Regions from separate parts of the Homo sapiens genome. Here region 1 is linked to region 2. The links are chromatin contacts, found by Hi-C or POLR2A ChIA-PET in ENCODE. All regions are on one chromosome and are shown on one strand. Each heading gives the region's core, a stretch centred on a gene start or an enhancer-like site at or near the end of the contact. The rest is flanking DNA. Distances are from core to core; before and after follow the strand shown. Region 1 holds the start of WBP2NL (WBP2 N-terminal like). Region 2 holds the start of LINC01315 (long intergenic non-protein coding RNA 1315).

Region 1 (3,403 bases), core at 682-3,181, 370 kb before region 2:
AGCTGCTGGTCTCCACACCCTCAACCGTTCTCAACCCCCCTGCAGGGAGAAGGCCTCCTGGGCACTGTCCTTCCACCTGTGCCAGCCACCCCCTGCCCCACTGCTGAATGAAGGCCATTTCAAGCGCTGCTTCTCACTCCATTCCTCTCAGCTGTTATTGCTGCAGGGCCAAGCCCTTTTTAGTGCTGTGCTCGTCCAGCTCACCACCACAGCCCCTCTCAGCCCTCAGTAGGTGGGAGGGGCCAGCTGCCTCTTTAGGCCAGTTGCATCCTCCATTTATCCAAACCACTCCTCTCCTCCCAGTGGAGTGGGGTTCTGCCAGTACAGCCCTACTGCATCATCTGCGTCAGCCGGTCCTAGCCCATCTGCAGGGTGAAAGAACTCATCAAGAGCTCCTTCTGCCCTTGTAAGCCCATCCCAGCTACTTGTAACCATCTCTAAGGGCAATGGCATTGCTCCCTACCCATTCATCTGCATGAGCTACTCTTGGCTTCCTTAAAGGGTCAAGAAAGCAATTTTTCTGCTTACTAGATTCATTGAGATCAGCTGTGTGAGCCCCAAAGTGGGACAAGGGTGTCTCCTTCATTACTTAAAGATATTCATGAGGGTGGGTCACTACAGATGTTGGGGAGCAAGGGCTAGGATCACTTTTTAAAAAATCACCACTTGTGGCTGTCCCAGAGTGCGGTTGTACATCCTCCCCACCTCATAACGCAGCCACTGAGGAAGAGTGGTTTTCCTAAGAAGACATTGCTGGAGTTGACTTTCTTCTGTCCAAACAAACAAACAAAAACTAAACACACACACAAACCCCCAGAAACCCACAATATGTACACGCTAAGGAAAAACTAGCACCCTTCTGTCCACTCAGCAATAAGAGGGATCTCTTCCCACCTACCCTACCTACTCCTACCCCCAACCCCCTTCCCCATTAATGTGAGTAATGAATTAGCCTGACCACAGGTGGTCACTGTAGGCTAATGGAAAATACCCAAGGGAGGGCAAAGCCCCCCATCAGATGCATGAATGTTTGCGAATGTTGACTGCCACTGCCCCACACACTGTGTCTTTATAGAATTCCCCTTTGCCCACCCTCTTCCTGTCTCCACCTGGACACAACTTGCTCAAAGGCTGGTGACTTGTGGGCCATTCATCTACAACCAAGTCCTGATGGAGCAAGAGGCCCACGCCTAGGGGATGCAAGAACAACCCGTTTCTTAAATGTTACCAGTCCCAGCCAATCTTACGGTGACATTACAGTTAAATTTCCCAATTGAAAACAAGCAAACAGACACTCAAACTGGTCCTGTAATTGTTGCTAGACTTTATGTGTTGTACAACTAAACATTGCTGTTTGAACAGTAACTGCCTGGCCTGTCTTATTTGTGCTCCTTGACCAAATCAGCCATTATGTCATCTCACCCATGTGTGGAGGGTGAGACTCTCTTGGTAAGAAATAGCCACAGATATTAGAGATGAAAACACTTTGTGAGGTCAGTTCATCTTCAGTTGGCGTCAGGTCGGGCCTCAGTCATTATTTTCTAGTGTTTCATAACCAAAGTGAGTAATGGATGGGAGGTTGAGGTGGGAAGATGGCTTGAGCATGGGAGGTTGGAGGTGCAGTGAGCTGAGATCATTCCTGACAGGACCAACCCAAGTCCATACCTAAAGGCAGGGGGCTAAGGGGGCAGGTGAGGTCGGGAGGCCACTCACCTATCACTCACCCCTTCGCGCTCGAGCCAATTCTCAGGGCCCGCCTCTTTCTCCCCTTTCTCGGCGGGGGCCTCTACCCTGACTCCGCCCCGCTCCCCGGGCACTGCCCCACCACGTGACCCGGTCTCGCTCCTCCTCCTCCTCCTCCTTACGTCATAATCTCCGCCCTCCCCTTCAGAACCGCGCCCCACAGCTCGGCGCAGGTCCCGCCCCTTTCCATCTACGGGGCGGCAGGAGGCCCGAAGCAAGATGGCGGTGAATCAGAGCCACACCGAGAACCGCCGCGGAGCCCTCATCCCTAACGGTGAAAGGTGCCTGAGGGGAAGCACGGCGTGCTGTCGGAGGAGAGGAGACGAATGAGATAGACATGGCGGCTCGCAAACTCTCAGCGAGTCAGGGACTTTGCCGCCTTTTTTGGGCGCGGCGCTCTTAGCTCCGCCCCCGACCTTTGGGAGCGCGCGCCCCTCACTGGTGTTCCGGCATGTGGAGGTGGCGGAGGCCGGAACGCGTGGCCTCGCGCGTTTGAGGGGTGGGGGTGGGAATGCGCCTTTTCAAGGCGCGGGGCCCAGACGCATGTCTCCTCAGGGCGGGGCGGGGAGGGGGTGCGAGACGCGTGTGTCCTTCGAAGAGAGGCCGGAGCTGACCGGCGGTTGTGAGCAGCCGGGGGCCTTCGGTGGCAGCGTGGCTGCCCTTGGGTGCCTGCGACTTTGTTGGATGAGGACAGGTACTGGGTGTGTATCTCCTCCTACTTCCACGAACAAGGTGTCGCTCTTTGGTAAGAGGGATGAGGAGGTCGAGTGTGGATCATTCTGGAAAGATCTCAAACTGTTGTGGGGCTTCTCCTTGGACCTGGAAACTTTCTAAAGCCATGTTTCCTCCTTGCTCCAACCAGGGAGATGTCTGCTTTTAAAAACAAAATTGAAAAAATTGAGGCCAGGTGCAGTGGCTCATGCCTCTTATCCCAACAGTTTGGGAAGCTGAGGTGGCCCAGGAGTTTGAGACAAGACTGGGCAACATAGTGAGACCCCATCTCTACAAAAAGTAGAAAATTAGTGGGCCATGGTGGTGTGCACCCATAATCCCAGCTGCTTGGGAGGCGATGGTAAGAGGATTGCTTGAACCCAGGAGTTTGGGCTGCAGTGAGCTCAGATTGTACCACTGCACTCCAGCCTGGGTAACAGAGCCAGATCCTGTCTTAAAATAAAAGATGGGACTGAACAGATGCCTGGGCACAACAAAGCACTGTTGGTCGCAGGAAGCTGTGGGGCTTACACCAGTTGCTTTGCTCCTTGCGGTGCCTGCTGCTGGCCCCTGAGCTCTCTACTGGAGCAGACTCAGCCAGAGGGGTGCCCATCTCCACCTTCAAGCACACTTGTTCACTAAGGCCTGACTCCACTGCGCTCACCTCTTTACCCCACACGCCCCCTTTCCCGTTTCCTACACTCAAACTCAGTCTCCCCCGCTGTGCAGTTCTAAATTGCGCTCCTTTCTGGGCTCTGACTTGCCCTCAATTTCCTTTTCTCCCAACCAGCATTGAAACTCAAGCTGGATGATGTGCTTGGGGCCAGCACACTCAGGTCAGTTTGAATGTAGTTGTCAGGAAGATCGAAGTAGACGTTACCAAATGCTGATATCCAGGTCTTTCTTCTATCTTTCCTTCCTCCAGAAAGTTTTCTTGACAGATTTATAT
Region 2 (3,785 bases), core at 700-3,199:
AACATTGACCAATTAATGGCATAAAAGTGTCCATGGAGGGGGTGGTCCCATGCTATGAGAGTCCATCATAGTGGAATCATCAAGTCAGGGAGGTCAGGGCAGGCTTCCTGGAGGAGGTGACATTTGTGCTGGGGCCCAAAGGATGAGGAGTGTTAATTGCTCTGACTCACTGTCATCCTTGCAGAGTCCCTCTCTGATATCCTCCTAAGGTCGCCTCCCCTCCCCATACCCTGGTCCCCTTCTTGACTGTCTGTTGTTCATCTATATCCCTGCCCTGGTCTGGAAGCCCTATGAGGGCAGAGGCCGGGCCTGTCTTAGTCACTGCTGAATTGCGCATGCCCGGCACTTAGTAGGTGTGCCGGACCACCTGTGGTGGTCTACACTGCCTATTTGTAACTATTTGCTGATCAAAAGAATAAACAACATGTGCAAAAGGCTTTGTAGTAGGGGAAATCCCAGGACAGGAGGATGTGGGAGTAGGAACGGGGGCAAAGGGACAGAAGGTGATGGGAGATGAGGCTGTGCCTCCCTAAGAACCTCCCTAGAAATGCGGGTATCTCCTCCAGCCAAGGGAAACCCTTCTGCCCTTCCCCTGTGGCAGAGACTGTGGTAGGGTGTCTTTCTTACCCTAGAGGAGAGAGTGTCGCATAAATACGCTGCCCCACCCGAAGCGCTCCAGGCACAGCACCCCGGACACAAAGCAGGTGGGCACTAGCACCCCCTGCCCAGTACTCTGCCACCAGCTTCCCTCCTGCGTTCATTCTCTCACCCAGTGCTGCGGGGCCACCTGGAGCTACAGAGAGGGAGTGGGATCCACCCCCAGCAGATCCGAAGGTCTCAATCCAGGGCTTCCCTGCATCCCAGCCCCAGGTCTCACCTGCACTACCCCCATGGCTAGCACCCTTTCTCCTCACTGAGGCGGAGGTGGAAGAAGAGGAGCCAGGACAAATGGGGTTTGAGTCCCTGGGTCTGATTACGAGCGTGGGACGGGTGCCAAATTGGCCTCTTCGTCCCTCAGCTTCCTCACAAGTGAGGTGGAGACTCCCCAGGCTTCCCCGGAGCCAGGGACAGAGTGAGCGCTTGATGATCCCGTCTAAAAGTCTCAAAATGAGCCCCCTTTGGTCTCGCTCTGTCGCCCCAAATCCCTCTCCCGCCTCAGCTGCAGTTTCTCCAGCTCCCGAGGAAGGGGGGCACCCGAATTCCAGCCGCTGAGGCTGGAGTTTGGAGTTCGCCCAAGGAGCTTCCGCCCTGGGATGCGGCTGAGACCCGACAGGTGGGTCCCGTCCCCGCCCCAGATGTGCGCCTGGCCCCTCGGAGGCGCGGCTCCGCCTACGCCCAGACCCTTCCTCCCCGCCAGCCCGCTCAGCGCGCTCTGGCAAACTTTCCGCGTCCAGAACCCGCCCGCGTCTACACCTGCTCGCGGTTCAACCGCAAGCGCAAGTCTACACGGTCTCACCTGCCCCCGGGTTGCTGAAGGGTGCCTCGGTCACGGGGCCGCGTCTCCACAGGCTCAACAGCTGCGAGTCCCCGGGACTGCCGACCTCAGCCTTGGGGATCCGTCTTGACCACCCCCGGATTCGGAGGCGCCCGGGCCGGACCACCTGTGCTGGTCTCCACCTCCTCGGCAACCCCGGGTCACCGGAGATGCTGCAGCTCGAGGGTCCCGCCTGCACCATCCATGGCTCTCGAGATCCTTCAGAGCGCGGACCCGGCCGAGACCCCGCGGAGCCGCTGCGCGTGGCTGGTGCCCGCGGTCGCCCCGCAGTCCCGTATGCGGCGAAACCGCCGGGGCTGCTTACCTGGCCCGCACCCTCACGCTCCCGTCCGGGCTGCGCAGCCGCTTCTCTCACACATTTTGCGATAACATCGATGGCGAAAGAAAATGTTGTAAATCCTCCTGCGGCCACGTGGCTGTCCCCCCACCCCCTTCTCCCTTTCTCTGGCCCTCAGGACAAAAAGGCCCCGCGGCCGGCCGCTGGCCACGGGGCTCTGGGCGGGCGAAGCTGGCTGCAGCGGGGCGTGGTCTGGGGAGGGGCCGGACCGGGGCGGGCGGGGCGTGGTCGGGGCAGGGGCGGGGCGCGCTGGTTCCGGCCGCCCTCCCCGCGGAAACCGGGCCTGAGACTAGGGCTCCTGTTCCAGCTCTTGATTGGTCGGTCGGCCAGCACTGCTGACGTCTGATTGGCTGAGACAAAGAAGGGACTAAGGCCGTAGGGGTGGGGGTTTGTGGATTTCATTCTTTGCCTTTTCGCTCCGGCGGTGGCCGCTGCTCTTTCGGACCTTCCTGAACTCTGCGGCCTTTTCCTCTCTGCTTCCGTGGTCCCTATCATAACGCTACCTGCATTTCCTTGTCCTTCTCTACCAAACAGCACCTGGAGATAGGGACATGGGGTTCGTGCTGCTCACCACTGTCTCCCCAGGGCCTAGCACACAGTACGTGCTCAAAACGGTTAGTTGAATGAATTCGTGGAAAATATGCATACAGGTGTTTAGAGCTATCTTTAATGTTGGCAACATCCCTAGGAGATATTACTATTCTCTCCCGAGGATGAGGAAACCGAGGTGCAGCGAAATTCGGTCACGTGGGGATGAATGGCTGAGCTGATGCTGGGACATGCTTACATTACTGGATCTCGGATCCTCTACACAGTGATGCCCTGTGCAGTGTCAGAGCTCAGTTTCCCGTCTATCAAGAGTGTTGTGTTAGAGCACAAGATAGGTTAGAAGATGGGTTATTACTGCCAGGTCCTGTGGCTCACGCCTATAATTCTAGCACTTTGGGAGGCCAGGGTGGGAGAAGCGCTTGCGCCCAGGAGTTCGAAACCAGCCTGGGCAACATGGCGAAACCCCGTCTCTACAAAAAAAAAATTAAGAAGTTTTCTGGGCATGGTGGTGTGCACCTGTACTCCCAGCTACTTGGGAGGCTGAGGTGGGAGGATCACTTGAGCCCAGGAGTTGGAAGCTGCAGTGTTATGATTGTACCACTTGCACTCCAGCCTGGGTGACAGAAAAAAAAAAAAACCCGTCTCTACTAAAAATACAAAAAATTAGCCTGGCGTGGTGGTGGGCACCTGTAGTCCCAGCTAGCTACTCGGGAAGCTGAGGCAAGAGAATGGCGTGAACCCGGGAGGCGGAGCTTGCAGTAAGCCGAGATGGCACCACTGCATTCCAGCCTGGGTGACAGAGTGAGACTCCATCTCAAAACAAAACAAAAACAAAAACAAAAAAACTTACTTCGGCCGGGCACAGTGGCTCACGCCTGTAATCCCAGCACTTTGGGAAGCCGAGGTGGGTGGATCACCTGAGGTCAGGAGTTCGAGACCAGCCTGGCCAACATCATGAAACCCCATCTCTACTAAAAAATACAAAAATTAGCTGAGCATGCTGGTGGGCACCTGTAATCCCAGCTACTCGGGAGGCTGGGGCAGGAGAATCACTTGAACCCAGGAGGCAGAGGTTGTAGTGAGCTGAGGTCATGCCACTGGCACTCCAGCCTGGGTGATAAGAGCGAAACTCTGTCTCAAAAAAAAAAAGTGTCATTTAAATGAACATGCTTGAACATGCTATACCCAGCACTGTGCTTGGCAGTATGAATGACACAGCCTCTGCTTCCATGTTAAATTCCTGGTAACCTGCTGGGCTCTTTCCCTTCCTGGGAATCCATCCCCTGAACCCCCCTCTGCACCCCCATCACAGGGGAAGTTGGAAGCACTCTGCTCAAACCATGCTGCATTGCCCACTCTGACAGTTTGGGGCATTTGGGGTGGATTTTCCTGTGGAAGTCATGG

Evidence for each region. A loop is a pair of places that touch in the nucleus more often than their neighbours do. ChIA-PET counts read pairs that join two places held with the same protein, here RNA polymerase II (POLR2A). Pooled maps may share reads with other maps.
Region 1: a map with no recorded cell type shows a loop between it and region 2 (12-fold over the local background). The contact joins the promoter of WBP2NL here to the promoter of LINC01315 in region 2. A Hi-C loop is called at or near these places in 2 of 37 single-sample maps with no recorded cell type and 7 of 50 pooled maps. POLR2A ChIA-PET finds 5 or more read pairs at or near these places in 3 of 52 experiments (GM12878, activated B cell and activated CD4-positive, alpha-beta T cell).

Annotation. Positions count from the first base shown.
Region 1 is chr22:41,996,857-42,000,259 of GRCh38, forward strand. It overlaps WBP2NL (WBP2 N-terminal like), which reads left to right and starts at 1,932. Exons shown (of 6, transcript NM_152613.3): 1 at 1,932-2,024. The coding sequence starts at 1,963. SEPTIN3 (septin 3) reads left to right here. Exons shown (of 12, transcript NM_001363845.2): 12 at 46-1,365. The coding sequence ends at 111. RefSeq lists enhancers at 1,482-1,998, 1,999-2,513 and a silencer at 1,825-1,884.
Region 2 is chr22:42,367,259-42,371,043 of GRCh38, forward strand. It overlaps LINC01315 (long intergenic non-protein coding RNA 1315), which reads right to left and starts at 1,950. Exons shown (of 2, transcript NR_120597.1): 1 at 1,800-1,950. LOC124905126 (a long non-coding RNA gene) reads left to right here and starts at 2,234. Exons shown (of 2, transcript XR_007068114.1): 1 at 2,234-2,446. RefSeq lists enhancers at 270-1,204, 1,497-1,616, 1,985-2,279 and a silencer at 1,987-2,146.